Linked DNA regions of Homo sapiens: regions 2 and 3 are each linked to region 1. A link is a contact called in ENCODE Hi-C or POLR2A ChIA-PET data. All regions are on one chromosome and are shown on one strand. Each heading gives the region's core, a stretch centred on a gene start or an enhancer-like site at or near the end of the contact. The rest is flanking DNA. Distances are from core to core; before and after follow the strand shown.

The links. A loop is a pair of places that touch in the nucleus more often than their neighbours do. ChIA-PET counts read pairs that join two places held with the same protein, here RNA polymerase II (POLR2A). Pooled maps may share reads with other maps.
Region 2: a loop to region 1 is called in a pooled map, with 5 times the contacts of the local background. The contact joins the promoter of SNHG16 here to the promoter of TRIM65 in region 1. A Hi-C loop is called at or near these places in 6 of 50 pooled maps. POLR2A ChIA-PET finds 5 or more read pairs at or near these places in 2 of 52 experiments (HepG2 and activated T-cell).
Region 3: a pooled map shows a loop between it and region 1 (3-fold over the local background). The contact joins the promoter of SLC25A19 here to the promoter of TRIM65 in region 1. A Hi-C loop is called at or near these places in 1 of 168 maps with a recorded cell type or tissue (naive thymus-derived CD4-positive, alpha-beta T cell) and 5 of 50 pooled maps. POLR2A ChIA-PET finds 5 or more read pairs at or near these places in 1 of 52 experiments (activated B cell).

The regions. Positions count from the first base shown.
Region 1 is chr17:75,895,036-75,900,174 of GRCh38, forward strand. TRIM65 (tripartite motif containing 65) reads right to left here and starts at 1,916. Exons shown (of 6, transcript NM_173547.4): 1 at 1,489-1,916. The coding sequence starts at 1,902. It overlaps MRPL38 (mitochondrial ribosomal protein L38), which reads right to left. Exons shown (of 9, transcript NM_032478.4): 7 at 4,481-4,639; 8 at 4,123-4,259; 9 at 3,609-3,951. The coding sequence ends at 3,815. RefSeq lists silencers at 1,186-1,755, 1,786-2,265 and enhancers at 1,633-2,342, 2,343-3,050.
Region 2 is chr17:76,553,973-76,559,111 of GRCh38, forward strand. SNHG16 (small nucleolar RNA host gene 16) reads left to right here and starts at 3,792. Exons shown (of 3, transcript NR_038111.1): 1 at 3,792-3,885. It overlaps SNORD1C (small nucleolar RNA, C/D box 1C), which reads left to right and starts at 4,818; the gene lies at 4,818-4,897. RefSeq lists enhancers at 2,823-2,922, 3,412-4,212, 3,613-3,872, 4,213-5,014.
Region 3 is chr17:75,287,317-75,292,455 of GRCh38, forward strand. SLC25A19 (solute carrier family 25 member 19) reads right to left here and starts at 2,117. Exons shown (of 8, transcript NM_001126121.2): 1 at 2,038-2,117; 2 at 1,186-1,275. RefSeq lists enhancers at 1,262-1,763, 2,196-2,395, 2,486-2,535, 2,576-2,625.

The DNA of each region.
Region 1 (5,139 bases), core at 666-3,165:
CCCACTGGCCACTGTGACCTCTATATGTCCAAGGCCAAACTCTGCCCTCCACCTACGCCTCTCAGGACATAGCACCCCAGCCACCTGCGTGCTCAAGACAGAAACCCAGGTGTCTCCCTTGCCGCCCTCTCTGCTGTCCCCCGTGTCCCCTCTGGCCTGCTTTCGCCTCCACAAGGTACCACTTCCCCTCAGCGTTTCTCATCTCCTCCTCCATCTTGGTCTCCCTTCCCTGATCCCCAGCTGGTTCTTTGCCTCCCTGCACTCCTACCCGATTCGGGTCTTACATCCTGCCCCCTTCAGCCCCCAGCCAGGTGATCAGTCTCCATGAAGCCCAAATCTGATCATGTGCCAACCTGCTTCCAAGCCTATAATGGCCCCCATGACCCTACAGTAAGAGCCAGACTCCCCCAGGACCCTGCCCGATCCTGCCCCTGCTGACCCCCAGGGCCTGGCCCACAGATCTCAGTGGCACAAATCTGCCACTAGGGACCCCGCGTGCCCAGTTCTTTCCCATCCCAGAGACGGGACCAGGCTGATTCCTCTGCCTAGAATGCTCTTCCCCAGGTCTTTCTCCTGGCTTGCGCTTCCTCAATCCTCACATGCCAGCCTGAAGGCGGCCTCCCCTTCCTCCTCCTGGCCCGTTTAGCAGGGTCACCCCAACCCCTCTATCACATGCCATGTGCTTTCCTCACTGCATTTTGTAATAATACATTCACGCCTTACTGGAACACTGACTTCTTAAGTGGATTCTAAGTCTCTTAAGGGCAGGGAGCTCGTCTGATCCATTTACCAACAGCCCCCATAGCCCCCTCGCCCTCCACAACCCCGCACAGCGAATGAAAGGAGGCTCTCGGAGCGCAGGAGACACACGACGGTTCTCTAGCGCTTGGGCACGGAGCAGGGAGCTGCTGCCTCACGCCCAGGCTTTGTTCATCCAGAGGGCACCGAGCAGCTTCTGAGACCCACCCTGTGTCACTGGCCGGGCTGCATATCCCAGTCTGATGCACAGACCCACGATTTTTTGTTTGTTTATTTTCTGAGACGGAGTCTCGCTCTGTCGCCCAGACTGGAGTGCAGTGGCACGATCTCGGCTTACTGCAAGCTCCACTTCCCGGGTTCACGCCATTCTCCTGCCTCAGCCTCCCGAGTAGATGGGACTACAGGCGCCCGCCACCACGCCCGGCTAACTTTTTGTATTTTTAGTAGAGACCGGGTTTCACCGTGTTAGCCAGGATGGTCTCGATCTCCTGACCTCGTGATCCGCCCGCCTCGGCCTCCCAAAGTGCTGGGATTACAGTCGTGAGCCACTGCGCCTGGCAGACCCACGACTTTTATAATCAGCTCCCAGGTTGGGAGAAGCCCCTTACAGATGAGGCTCCCCGCCCCCGCCGGGTGCCCGAGAGAGCAGGGCGCGGCCCGCAGGAGTCACCCGGCGGTGGCCAGGCTGCGGCGGGTCCGGACCCCTCCCGCTCCCGGCGGATGCGTCACCTCGCGCTTGAGGCGCTCGGCATCCAGCAGCGCCCGCTCGTGGAGGCGACACTCGCGCACGGTGCACACGCTGCACACACAGCGGCCCTCGGTCCGGCAGAAGAGCTCCAGCGGCCGCCCGTGGCGGGGGCAGCGCGCGGCAGGGTCGGGGCCGGGGCCGGGATCGGGGCCGGGATCCCGGGCGGGCCCGGCGCGCACCACCTCCAGCACGCCGCTGAGGGCCACGTTGCGGCGCAGCTCGGCGCCGTCGGGAAAGGGCTCCCGGCACTCGGGGCACGCCTTTCCGCAGCGGTCCCACCAGTCCCGGATGCAGGCCCCGCAGAAGTTGTGGCCGCAGGGCAGCGTCACTGGGTCCTGGTAGAGCCCCAGGCAGATGGCGCAGGTCAGCTTCTCCTCCAGCAGCTGCGCGGCCATGGCCCGGCGGCGGCGAGAGCCAGGCGGGCCCCGGGCGTCTTAAAGGGACCGCGGGCCTCGCGCGCTGAGGGCGCCTGGGCGTGGCTAACGCGGGGCGGGGCGAGATCCGGGCGGGGCGGGGCGAGATCCGCGCCCGGGAAGGCGGAGGGGGGCGGCAGGCCCTTCTCTGACACCCTCGACGAGCGACCGCCGCAGGGGCCTAGGCCACCCCTGCCCACCTCGGCCTGGCCCGCTCGAAGGTTCCGCGTTCCCGCCTTGCGCCCCTCCCTCCGTTAGGGTCCACGCCACCCCGGCTGAGAGCTGAGTTCGGCTCTCTAGGGTCCCAGCCTGGCGGGTCCATCCCACCCCCCTGGGCCTTCAGCCCAGGTCCTGGAGACCAGAGGCTCGAAAACCCCGCCAGGACTCCGGGCTTCTGACCACGGGCCGCGCGGAACCTCTTCTGGACTCATCTGCCAGTCGCCTAACAGCATAGACCCCCACCCCCAACAATCCCCCGGGGCTTGGCGATGAAACGGGCTGGCGGGCTCCCTGCAGACCCGAGCACTGCTGCACTTTTTCCTGGAGCTGGGTTTCGGACACTTGCCAGACTGGGGTGTCTCCCTTCTCTGGGCTACACGTAATTTTGGTTCTTTTAAAGTAAACAGCGAGATGGAAATGTCTGGTCACCAAGAGACAGGGACCAGTTAACTGGTATTTTTCAAATGGCCCTGAATGAATACACAAACCAGCTTTCATCTGCAATCAGCATCCCCTCTTCCTGCTGCCCTCCGCTGGGGAGAGTTCCTTGCCTGGGGTCCAAGCTGATCTGCAGCCTCAGTATTTACAGGCACTCCAGCATTTCCCCTGAAGCTGAGCAGGCAAGGCGGGTCTGGGGCCTAGCGCCCACCTACCTGACAGTGTGTATCAGGCCAGGGGGAACCCCAGGAGAGTACGGCCTTTCTAACCAAGCTGGGCTGATGTTGAGGCGGCACGAGCTCTCACTGCTGCAGCAAGCACTGCGTCCTCTGTGCGGCCATAGACGAAGTTTCTTTCTGGACAAAGTGCACGGATCTACCCTCCACCTACTAGTTAGCCAGACTTCTGCTTTTGGTAAGGGAGAAACAAAACACCTAACCATCCAGCCGCAAGACTCCATGGGTTTTCTGACCCTGAGCAGGTCTCTTGAGACACGCTGTTGCCTACCTAATGTGGCTTCTCCTCCCAAGCATGGGGTGGGGGCTGGAGCCTGTGCAGAGGGTCAGTGCTCGGGCAGGCACTCTCTCTCCAGGGGCCGGTGGGACCCCCCTGAGGCACAGAGCCAGTGCTCAATAAATGCTCCTTCCTGAGCCCAGCTGCTCTGCTCCACTTTTTCGGGGAGCTGGGTTTCAGGAACCTGCTGGATTGGGATGTCTCCCTTCCCTGGGCCACACCTGTTTTTGGCCCACTGCCTGCTTTTGCTTCGGATCCCAGGGCCCCTGACACCCTCAGAAGACGGAGGTGAGGACGCACTTAGTGGGGTGGGAGGCAGCCCGTTTCCCACCCATGAAGCTCCATCGGGGTCCTCTGGCCCTGGAGCACCGACCCAGGCCAGCTATGGCAGAAATCCCTTTTTTTAAAAAATACAGGCAGGGTCTCATTATATTGCCAGCTGGTCTTGAACTCCTGGGCTCAAGCGACCCTCCCTTCTCAGCCTCCCAGTGTTGGAATTACAGGTGTGAGCCACCAAGCCCGGCAAGAAATCATGTTTATTCACATTCCCCACCCCACCACCTGAGAGTCACTTTCACTCCAAGCCCTGGGCCTGACGGGAGGGGGCCAAAGAGGGGGGCTGCCTAAGGCAGGGCCCAGACCCCACAGTGTGGGCCTCTGGAGCTGTGTCTTTACTCTTGCTGCCGATCAATCCCATGCTCTGAAATGCGCACACTCTGGCTCCTTAGTAGATGCCATAGGTGGGCTCATGACTGTCCCTGTACCGGTCCAGGTAGCGCAGGGGCTGCCGGTGGGGGAAGCGCTTCTGCTTGGGGTGGTAAGGGGGCGGCCGCACGAACTCAAACACCGGCTCCCGCATGTCTGCAAGAAGAGTGAGGGGTACGGGGTGGTCTGCTGGCCTGCGCCCCCTCAGGCTGAGGCCTGCCCACCAGGGACCTGCCGCAGCCTTCCCCTAACAAAGCTTCTCCCTGGCAGGGCAGGCGAGGCCTGGGAGCTCAGGCCCACCCAGTGCCCCAGCCCCATGGCCCTTACCCAGAAGCTGGTGGAAGATGTAGGTGACGGAGTCATCCCAGCGGCACTGGAAGAAGGACAAGCCGGCTGGAGTCATGGTTTCTTGGTGTTTCTTGTAGAAATCAAAAGTGCGGAAGGTCCGCTGGGCCAGCTGATAGCTATGAGAAGATAGAGAGCGTATGAGAGTGTGGAGTGGGGCACCAGAGCCCCTCACCCCGCCACCCCAACAGGTAACCCTGAGAGGCCCCTGGGAGTCTGCTAGCACCCTATCCTGCTCTTCTGCCAGTCTCAAGGCTGAGGTCAAGAGAGAACTGAGCAAGAGTGACCGTTCCAGGGGAGCTGGCCTGAGGCCGGGTTATGTGTGGGTGGTGTAGATTACCAGGGTGAGGGGCGTGCGTCCTCAGAGAAGTCAATCGGCTGGTCCTGCTTGAAGAGCAGGAAGGCAAGACGGTGGATGCCGGAGCCTCGGGCAGGGAAGGGGGGGAGGTAGGGACACGTCACCTGTCCTTCAGCCACCCGGTTACCCGGGATGTTGGTTCTGGGAGGAGGAAAGTCCCGGTTAATTACCACTCCAGGGAGGCAGCAGGAGTGTCCCCTCAGCTCCATGCACACCCTAGAGGCTGACATGACTCCCTGGGAGGACAGCTCTAAGCATCTCTCTCCTGGGACAGAGGAGGCAGCCAAGCTCTGTGAACGCCGGGACATGCTGCAAATACGGGAAGCGGGCTGGAGGAGCTCCGAGTGGGGGACAGGGCTCCAGAGAGCATCAGCTTGACAGCAAGGCCATGCAGCCGCTTCCAGGCCCCGGGAGCCGGTGGGTCCGCCACAGTCACTGAGGCTAGAAAGCCAGGCCACTTTTGGCTGCTTTTCCCTCTGCGTCCTGAAGTCTCCAGGACCTCGTCAGGGAGTGTGTGCCCAGCCTGGCACAGGGGCGGCCAACGCCTCAGGCACAAATCCCCAGAGGGTCCTGCCGCATAGGCTGGTAACAGTTGAATAAAAATGACGGAAACCAGCCTCCCAGTCACTGTCCCCAGTTAA
Region 2 (5,139 bases), core at 2,542-5,041, 660 kb after region 1:
CCACCCCAATACAGCAGGCCAGCTGACTGGATTTTCCCTTTGTACTCAGAGCCTGGGTCCCTGAAAAGCGCTGGGGACTTTTGCTTTCCTGTTTGTAAAGAGTCACTAGACTGTGACTCTTTCCATGTCAATAAATAGAGGTCTGCACTAGCCTGGTATAAAGGCTGTATAATAATTCCACGGTAGGTAAAACTCAAATGTCCTAGCTCTCACCAGCAATGAGTGCAAATGAGATCACAGTAACATCCACATTTCAGTCTCAACAGCTCTGAGCCCTTGCCGGCTCATTCAGGAATTCTGATGCATTCTCTGAAGTCCCCCTAGTTATTTCTGGGTTGGCTGCACAGTGTACTTTACATGTGCTCGGCACAAGGCCTCTCATTGTATTTCGCTCCAGCCTCTTGGCCACTGCCCAGCTGCCCTGGCATCCCCATCTGCCATGAACCTGCTGTTGGGGAAGCGATGTCCAGTCAGGTGTGAAAGCAACTTGGTGGCCTGCGGCAGAGTGAAGAGCTGTAAAGAATGGCCCTCACTATACACTGGGTGGCATCCAGGCCCAATACAGCCCTGCTAGAGCCCAGAGCCTCCATCTTCCACACATCAGCTCTGCAGCCTCCCATCCTCACTCTTCCTGCCACGAAGTGGCTCAAATGGCAGAGCAGGTGCCCATTGTTCCCCCTTTCAACCTCATTTCTGATTTTGTCCCCAACCACCCCTACAAACACATGAAAATCTTCTTCCTTCTCCCTTCCTCCCCGAAAACAAAAGTCCTTATACATAAGGTCACCTTATTCATTAGCGGTAAAAGCATGGATTCTACAGGCTGGGAGCAAACCCTGACCCTGCCAGTTACTGGTTATGTGAATTTGGGCAAGTTACCGAATTTCCCAGTGCTTCTGTTTCCTTATCCGTAAAATGGGGACAGTGATAGTGTTACCGGAGAGGAGTCCTGATCCAGACCCCAAAAGAGGGTTCTTGGATCTTGAGCAAGAAGGAATTTGGGATGTCTATAGACTAAAGTGAAAGCAAGTTTATTAGAAAAGTAAAGGAATAAAAGAATGGCTACTTGGCCAGGCATGGTGGCTCAAGCCTATAATCCTAGCACTTTGGGAGGCTGAGGCAGGCAGATCACTTGAGGTCAGGAGTTCGAGACCAGCCTGGCCAACATGGTGAAACCCTGTTGCTACTAAAAATACAAAAATTAGCCGGGCGTGGTGGCGTGCGCCTGTAATCCAGCTACTCGGGAGGCTGAAGCAGGAGAATTGCTTGAACCCAGGAGGTGGAGGCTGCAGTGAGCCGAGACAGCAGCACCACTGCAGCCTGGGTGACAGAGCGAGACTCTGTCTCAAAAAAAAAAAAAAAAAAAAGGCTACTCCACAGAGCAGCCCTGAGGGCTGCTGGTTGCCCATTTTTATGGTTATTTCTTGATTATATCCTAAACAAGGGGTGGATTATTTACGCCTCCCATTTTTAGACCACATAGGGTAACTTCCTGATGTTGCCATGGCATTTGTAAACTGTCATGGCGCTGGTGGGAGTGTAGCAGTGAGGACGACCAGAGGTCACTCTCATCGCCATCTTGGTTTTGGTTTTGGTGGGCTTATTTACTGCAAACTGTTTTATCAGCAAGGTCTTTATGGCCTGTATCTTGTGCCGACCTCCTGTCTCATCCTGTGACTTAGAATGCCTTAACCGTCCGGGAATGCAGCCCAGTAGGTTTCAGCCTCGTTTCACCCAGCTCCTATTCAAGATGGAGTTTTCTGGTTCCAATGCCTCTGACAGTAGTACTTCATCGCATTGTGAGGATTAAACGAGTTCATACATGTACAGAAACCAGTATAGGGAATGGCACCTGGTAAGTGCTATGAAGTATTAGCTATCATTACTATCTTGTCTACAGTAGGTCACCAGCCCGCTAGCAGCTTTTGGGAAATTCCACACTTAGAATTCCCACTGTAAGTCTCAAATGAAAGGAACTATGTTTGCAGGGATAGAACACATTCTTCCTTTCAGTATTACACAAAATAACGTGTCTTCAAGGGTAAGGTAGAGAAACCTAATGGCCAGAATTACTGCTGAATGAATTAATGATTATTTGCTGAAGACTTACTGTGAGCATAGCAGGTAAATACCAAACCCTGCACTGTTAAGAAATTAAAAAGAAAAAAATAAAAATAAAAAGAGGCTGGGCGTGGTGGCTCACGCCTGTAATCCCAGCACTTTGGGAGGCTGAGACGGGTGGATCACCTGAGGTCAGGAGTTTGAGAACAGCCTAACATGGAGAAACCCCATCTCTACTAAAAATACAAAATTAGCTGGGCGTGGTGGCGCATGCCTGTAATCCCAGCTACTCAGGAGGCTGAGGCAGGAGAATCACTTGAGCTTGGGAGGCGGAGGTTGCCGTGAGCCGAGATCGTGCCATTGCATTCCAGCCTGGGCAACAAGAGCAAAAGTCCATCTCAAAAAAAAAAAAAAAAAAAAATAATAATAATAATAAAAAGAGACTTCTGCTCTTGAAGAGCTTACAATCAAATGAAAGGAGGTAAACATAAGCAAATGTGGTAATTTGAAGATAAGTATCTGCAACATATTACCATCTGCAGGACAATATAACCCACACCGAAGGCCACAGAGATCACTGTTAATGGGTGGATGAGAACAGGGAGACTGGAATGGAGAAAAGGCTCTCGGTCTTGCAAACTTAAACTAGCTTTCAAATAGGTGCAAATTCTGGCCCTGATTGTTGATGTCGTTTTTGCCTTATTTTTATTTCAAAAACGAAGCCAGACCGGGCGCAGTGGCTCACCTTTGTAATCCCAGCACTTTGGGAGGCCAAAACAGGAGGACTGCTTGAGGCCAGGAGTTTGAGACCAACCCGGGCAACATAGTGAGACCTCATCTCTGCAAAATAAAAATAATCAGCTGGGCGTGGTGGCGCTCGCCTGTCGTCCCGGCCACTCAGGAGGCTGAGGCGGGAGGATCACTTGAGCCCGGGAGGTCCAGGCTACAATAAGTTATGATTGCACCACTGCACTCCAGCCTGCGTGCCAGGGTGAAACCTTATCTCAAAAACAAACCAAAAAAACCCAGAAACAAAAAAAAATGAAGCCAAGGTGTTTGCCTGAAAAATAACACTCAGAAGAGCAGTGGGTGTTACATCATTCTCCGTTCTTTTCGTAATTCAGCTCGTGACACTTGCCTTTTTTTCTCTTCTCGGAATGCCCCGGGCCCCTGGGCAGCCGCGGAGGCCGAGCCCCGTCGCTCTCCAGCGCTCCTTGCCGCCCGCGCCTCGGCTTCACCGGCCTCGCCCCAAACTTAAAAACACCTGAGCAGGAGGTTGAACGATTCCCTCGGAATCTCTCCTCTTCACTAACCCAGCGAACCACCCCAAATGCCCCTATCCTCCCCCAAATAAAATCCGCAGAGCAATTAACAAAGATACTCGGCCAAGCCCCGGTTTCCTCATCTGTCCCTGCCCCCTCGAACTTTCTGTGCTTCCCCAGTCTCGACCAGGGACAAACTGTGTTGAAGCTCAATGACTTTCTGGCAGAAGTGAACCTCCAGCTTCGTTTTCTGACAGCCGTGGTTCTTCACAGGCCTGGTTTCCCACTCCGGACCCTCCACTGCCCCTGGTGGCGGCCACCATCTTACCCCCAGCTCCAGGGTCGCGCTGAGGACGCGGCCAGCCCCCAGCCGCCGTAGTTTTGAACTACATTTCCCACCAGCCCTTTCTCAACATCGCGAGAGTTCCGGAGAGATTGCCGAGAAGACTTGCGCGCAGGGGCGGTCTCGCGTTCTTTTCGAGGTCGGCCGCGTGGCTGGAAGACATGGCCACTCCAGTCGGTGTTGAGCACGGCGAGCAGTCTCAGGCCTTTAGTGATGATGGTAAGGCTGCCTGGGTGGGAAAACGGGGTCTTCCTTGACACGACACTAACATACTTGGCTTCCCTTCCTCAGAGACGAAGTGGTGACGATAATCTCGGTTTCTCCCTCATAGGGTGGTTAGGAGGGTTAAAAGTACTGGATGAGAAAATGCTTTCCAAACGTTGAGAAAATGTTACTATGTGAAGGGAGAGAGCTCAAGCCCGTCCTCGGCGTCATAGGGCCGGCTTCTGCGGGGGAGAGCGCCTAACAACCTGGGCAGCCCCGTGCGCCTCCGCCGCGCGTGTGCTGAGCGTCATGCCCAGGGGTCTTCGGTGCCCGCGCACGGGCAGACTCTGACGATGGTGGTTCTTAATTCAGCATCAGGAGTGTTAACGTGTGAAGACGTGATTCCGCTTGGAGTGTCTTGAGGACGGCCCCAATCGGTAGTTCATATTTAGCTTTACAGATAGGAGTCAATAGGATTGTAAACTTCTGGAAAGCCGTAGTTTTAACAACGAGCCTTTTTTCCTCCCCCAGAGGCCTTTCTTTGTTTGGCATCTGCAGAGACGGTGAAAAGCAGAGCTCCAGGTTGAAGGATCAGAGTAATAGATGGAGCCCTTAACATGAGTAAGAGTGGGTGCAGGCAGGGCCTGAGTGGTCACTAGAAATGAGAAAGCACAGTTGGTGCCATCACATACATTCACCTCCTGCTTTATTCTGAAGTTCAAGTATGAGAATACGTGTTGACATACAAGCCAGCTATGGTAAGAAATTACTCAAAATTCAGAATGCTAATTATTTTAATGATAAAAATGAGTAGCGTCTTTGCCCGTGTGATTTGGGGCCACTAGGTGTCATTGTAACCAGCGTGGATCCTCGTTAGGGCATGCAGGGATGAAAGAGACATGGCAAATGAATTTTGGATCGCTAGGATTTAGGAATCTTTGTTATTGGCTGAGCTGAGGATGATTTAAAGTTATCCCTGTCTGAAATGGTATCTTTTGTGAGGAGGTCTGACTTGCTGAGGCTCAGCTGTTTAATACAAATCTGGAGAATAAACCTTAAGGTGGTTTCTGTTAGAATGAAGCCTGTTATCCTTCTCTTTTAGATTAAAGGTGGTGGCTGTGGCCTTGAAAACAGTCATGTGAAAACTCATCACCTTAAGGTGTTAAGTGTAAGGATCTTCATGATGAAATTTCTGTAAATGGTGAGATTTTTAGTACTTTCATAGACTTGAATATGCTTATGGTCCTCTTTAAGTATTGGTTTGTTAGT
Region 3 (5,139 bases), core at 867-3,366, 610 kb before region 1:
CTGGTCTCGAACTCCTGGCCTCAAGTGATTCTCCTGCCTCAGCCTCCTGAATTGCTGAGATTACATGCATGAGCCACAGCGCCCGGCACGCCATGGGTTATTTATACAGTACATTTGTTTCTTGTCTCTCTCCCTGACTAGAATGTAAGCCCGTGGAAACACGACCTTGGTCTCATTTGTTCACTCGTAAATTTCCGGTTCCTGGAATAGAGCCCATCATGGTAAGTGCTTAATAATATTTGAGAATCGAATGAACAGGCTTGATAGGCAATTGTTGGTCCCAGAGATCAACTGGTTTTCCAAGACATCTGGCAACTTTATAGCAAACTCCTGCTCACTGAGTGAGCCCACTCAAGTGTAACGCTGAGGGACTGAAGGACGTGCAGGGCTGGAGAACAGGGATTGGGATTCTTTAACAATCCCCCACTGTCCAAAGGAAGAGCCCTGAGGCCCTGAGCCCCTTCACCTTTCCCTTTCCCCTCCTGCACACACCTCAGACCACCCCGGCACAGTGGGGCCATGCTACGCTAGCAAATGATGCTCCTGGCCAGGCACCGTGGCTCACGCCTGTAATCCCAGCACTTTGGGAGGCCGAGGCGGGTGGATCGCCTGAGGTCAGGAGTTCAAGACCAGTCTGGCCAACATGGTGAAACCCTGTCTCTAATAAAAATACAAAAATTATCTGGGTGTCGTGGTGGGCGCCTGTAATCCCAGTTACTTGGGAGGCTGAGGAGGGAGAATCACGTGAGCCTGGGAGGCAGAGGTTGCAGTGAGCTGAAATCACGCCATTGCACTCCAGCCTGGGCTACAGAGTGAGACTCCGTCTCAAAAACAAAAAAACAAAACAAAACAAAAAAGAAAATGACGCTCCTGGGCTCCCCTGACTCAGACCTACTGACCTCTTCAGCCTCACTCTGGACCACTCTTCCCCTTCCCTCATTTAACCAGAGTGGTCTGACTGCTTCTGCCCAGTTCCTGGAAAACTCGGGGAGCACTCCTATCAATTGCCTTGCCTCTACTCCTCCAGTTCCCTACGTCTGAAATACAGCCCCACTCTCAGCCCCTACTCACTTTTTCAAGGCTAGCTCCTCTCATCCACCAGAGCTCAGCTAAAAAGCATCCCTTCCAGGAGATGTACTTTTTTCCTTTTTTGTAAAAACAAAAAACAAAAACAGTAATACCTACATACGGTCTGTAGAGTTGTACAAAGCATAGAAAGAAGTCTGTAACCACACACATCAACAGGTAGTTGGTAACTGATCACAGGGAGAAGGGCTGAGAAGGGAAAAAGGAAGGTAGACCTGTCGATAATTCTATACTGTTTGAATTTGTTATGGCAAAAAAAAAAAAAAAAAATCCCTAAAACTAGCCTTCAGAATTACCCTAGTTCTTGAATACTTGTAGTAGTGGGGGTGGGGGTGGGGGAGGAGGGGAGATACTACCTACAGGATGGCAGCCTCCACCCCAGACATCAATTCCTTTTCTCCTCTCACCCACCCTGGAACTCCTCCCCAGGCGCCCATGAGGAAGTTTAAACACGCGGCAAGCGACTGAGAGGCAAAACCTCTCCAGGGGTTACCCAGGGACCGCTCAGGTCACACTGAGCAGCGTGTTTCCCGCCCATCTGGGCAGAAAGGAGGAGCAAGCCCGAGTGGCAGGTGTCCTGGATCGCTGTCAGGAGACCGGAGCATACCAGGCTCTTCCTGGTGTTCGGGTGCCCATGTGCCCAAGGGCTCAGCTGAGCAAATCTGCAGAGGTCCCCGTGTGGGTACCTAGGTGTCCACGTGTGCCTCGGGGTGTGTTTTTTCTCCTTGAGTCCGAGGGGACGCCCTGGAGCTCAGGTGCTCAAGGGCGTGCGCGGGGCTCGGCCGCCGGTGTCCCTGGAGATGCTTCTCTGGTCTGGTGTGACACGTGTGTACACAGTCCCCGCCCTCTCGTGAGCGCCCGGGTGCGTGTGCTCCCTCCCGACCACCCTGAGGAGCGAGGGTGCTGGTCCCCGAGAGGGCGGCGAGAAGGACGGAGGTAGAGGTTACTCACACGGCTCGGCGGGTGCGGCCCGGCTCAGCGCTCTCCGCTCTCTCTAGCTCCTCGCGCAGTCTTAACAGCAAAACTCTACTGAGCTCGGACGAAACTGGCGGGCTCCTGGGCCAATCACCGTGCAGCTCCCCGCCAGACGCTGGACCAATGGTTGTGCGCTTGAGGTCTGGCAACCGCCTCCCGCAAGATATCACCGGGTAATGTAGTCCTTCGCGACCAAGGGCAGGACAGCTGGACGGCGCACAGCTTCCTGGGAGATGTAGTCCGGCTGCTCGCGGGCGCGCGAGTTCGACCGACGCGTTAGAAGGAGGTGCCTTGCGAAGCCGGGCTGCGACCTTAGGGGTCGCCGTGCTCTGGCGTGTGACTCGAAAGTCAGCCTGCAGGCGGGGTCCAAGGTTAGGGCGCGGTAGACTTGACCCGCTTTCCTCAAACTCTGTTAATGCCAGAACCCGGATAATCTCAACTTGGTAAAGATGGCAGGAAGCCTAGCAAAAAGCTGGAGGACGTCGGGAAGAGAATAGATGAGAACAGTCCCCTCGGGGACGGGGAAGGCAAAAACACGAGTGTCCCCCCCTCTCACCCCGAGTTTTAGTATTTCTCATTATAAAAGTAATATTAAAAGTATATAGACAGAAAATATAGAAAGGAAGGAGGAAATGACTCATCCTACCGCCCGCACACAACTAGCGTCACGGTTTTGCGCGACAGTATTGCCTCCTGACTTTTTAATTGCATTTTTATATTCGTGTTATCATTTTGACGCACAATTTTAAGACATTTTTATTGTAGAAAATTTCAAGATACACAGAAGTGGAATAACCCGATGAAGCCGCGTAGAGTCGCTCTCCGACCTCAGCAGTTACGCGACTCATGGGGCAATCTTGTTTCCTCTATTTCTGCACCTACCTCGCACGCGCTGCCCAGCGTTATTCTGAAGTAAATACCATCACGTGTTTTCACCAGTAAATATTTCAGTATGTGTCTTTAAAGGACAAGCATTCCCTTTTTAATACGTATACATTATGCTTCACACACACACAAAACTGTCACTCCGACCCCCCAAAAAAACTTTTAATATCAAATATGAATTAGTGTTTACACTTTTCTGAAAGAAAGAAATGTTCTTCTTTTTTTTTTTTTTTTTTTTTTTTTTTTTTTTTTTTTTTTTTTGAGACAGTTTTGCTCTTGTCGCCCAGGCTGGAGTGCAATGGTGCTATTTCAGCTCACTGCAACCTTTGCCTCTGGGGTTCACACGATTCTCCTGCCTCAGCCTCCCGAGTAGCTGGGATTACACGCGTGCACCACTATGCCCAGCTAATTTTTTGTATCTTTAGTAGAGATGGGGTTTTGCCATGTTGGTCAGTCTGGTCTCAAACTTTTTTTTTTTTTTTGAGACAAGAGTCTCACTCTGTCACCCAGGCTGGAATGCAGTGGCACGATCTCGGCTCGGTGCAACCTCCACCTCCCGGGTTCAGGTGATTCTCCTGCTTCAGCCTCCTGAGTAGCTGGGACTACAGGCCTGCACCACCATACCCAGCTAATTTTTGTAGTTTTAGTAGAAACGGGGTTTCACCATGTTGGCCAGGCTAGTTTTGAACTCCTGACCTCAAGTGATCCACCCAGCTCGGCCTCCCAAGGTTCTGGGATTACAGGTGTGAGCCACCGTGCCTGGCTGAAATGTCCTTCTTAAAACAAGTTGTTTGCTTTTCTTTCTTTTTTTTTTGAGACGGAGTCTAGCTCTGTCCCCCAGGCTGGAGTGCAGTGGCGCGATCTTGGCTCACTGCAAGCTCCGCCTCCCGGGTTCACGCCATTCTCCTGCCTCAGCCTCTCCAAGTAGCTGGGACTACAGGCGCCCGCCACCACGCCCGGCTAATTTTTTGTATTTTTAGTAGAGATGGGGTTTCACCGTGGTCTCGATCTCCTGACCTCGTGATCTGCCCGCCTCGGCCTCCCAAAGTGCTGGGATTACAAGCGTCAGCCACCATACCCAGCCACAAGTTTGCTTTTCTAAGTGACAGAGCTCAGAAAACAAACAAAAATGTTTGTCTGAATTGAGATCTTGGTTGGGTGCAGTGGCTCACACCTGTAATCCCAGCACTGGGAGGCTGAGGTGGGTGGATTGCTTGAGGTCAGGAGTTCAAGACCAGCCTGACCAACATGTGAAACCGCGTCTCTACTAAAAATACAAAAATTAGCCAGGCATGGTGGTAGGCGCTTGTAATTCCAGCTACTTGGGAGGCTGAGGCAGGAGGATCACTTGAACCTGGGAGGGAGAGGTTACAGTGAGCCGAGATCGTGCCACTGCACTCCAGCCTGGGCAACAGAGTGAGACTCCGTCTCAAAGAAAAGAAAAAGAGTTGAGATCTGAACTGAACATTGCAACTGGAAGTCCTTTTAAAAATCTATTGTTTTTCTCCACTTTACTTTTTTTTTACTTGAAATTTGTTTTCTTTCATTTCCTTTCATTTTCCTTTCTTTCTCTATTTTATTATATTTGTTTTTTTTTAAGAAACTAGATAGAGCCAGGCTGGGGGTGCACACCTGTATTCCCAATATTAGGGAGACTGAGGGAGGAGGATCCCTTGAGCCCAGAAGTTCAAAGCTGTAGTGTGCAAAAATAGTGCCTGTGAATAGCCACTGTGCTCCAGCCTGGGAAACATAGCGACACTCCATCTCTACAAAAACTAAATAATACATTTTTTAAAAGAAAGAAATTAAGTGGTTTATGCTGTGGCATTTTCCCTAGTCTGGATTTTGCTGATCGCATCCCCATGGAGTTGTTTCCACATCTTCCTGTGTCCCTTGTGTTTTTTGTTTGTTTGTTTGTTGTTGTTGTTGCTGTTTTTGAGACAAAGTCTCACTCAGTTGTCCAGGCTGTGGTGCAATGGTGCAATCTCGGCTCACTGCAACCTGTGCCTCCTGGGTTCAAGGGATTCTCCAGCCTCAGCCTCCCAAGTAGCTGGGATTACAGGCACCCGCCATCATGTCCAGCTAATTTTTGTATTTTTAGTAGAGATGAGGTTTCACCATGTTGGCCAGGCTGGTCTCGAACTCCTGACCTCAGCTGATCTGCCTGCTTTGGCCTCCCGAAGTGCTGGGATT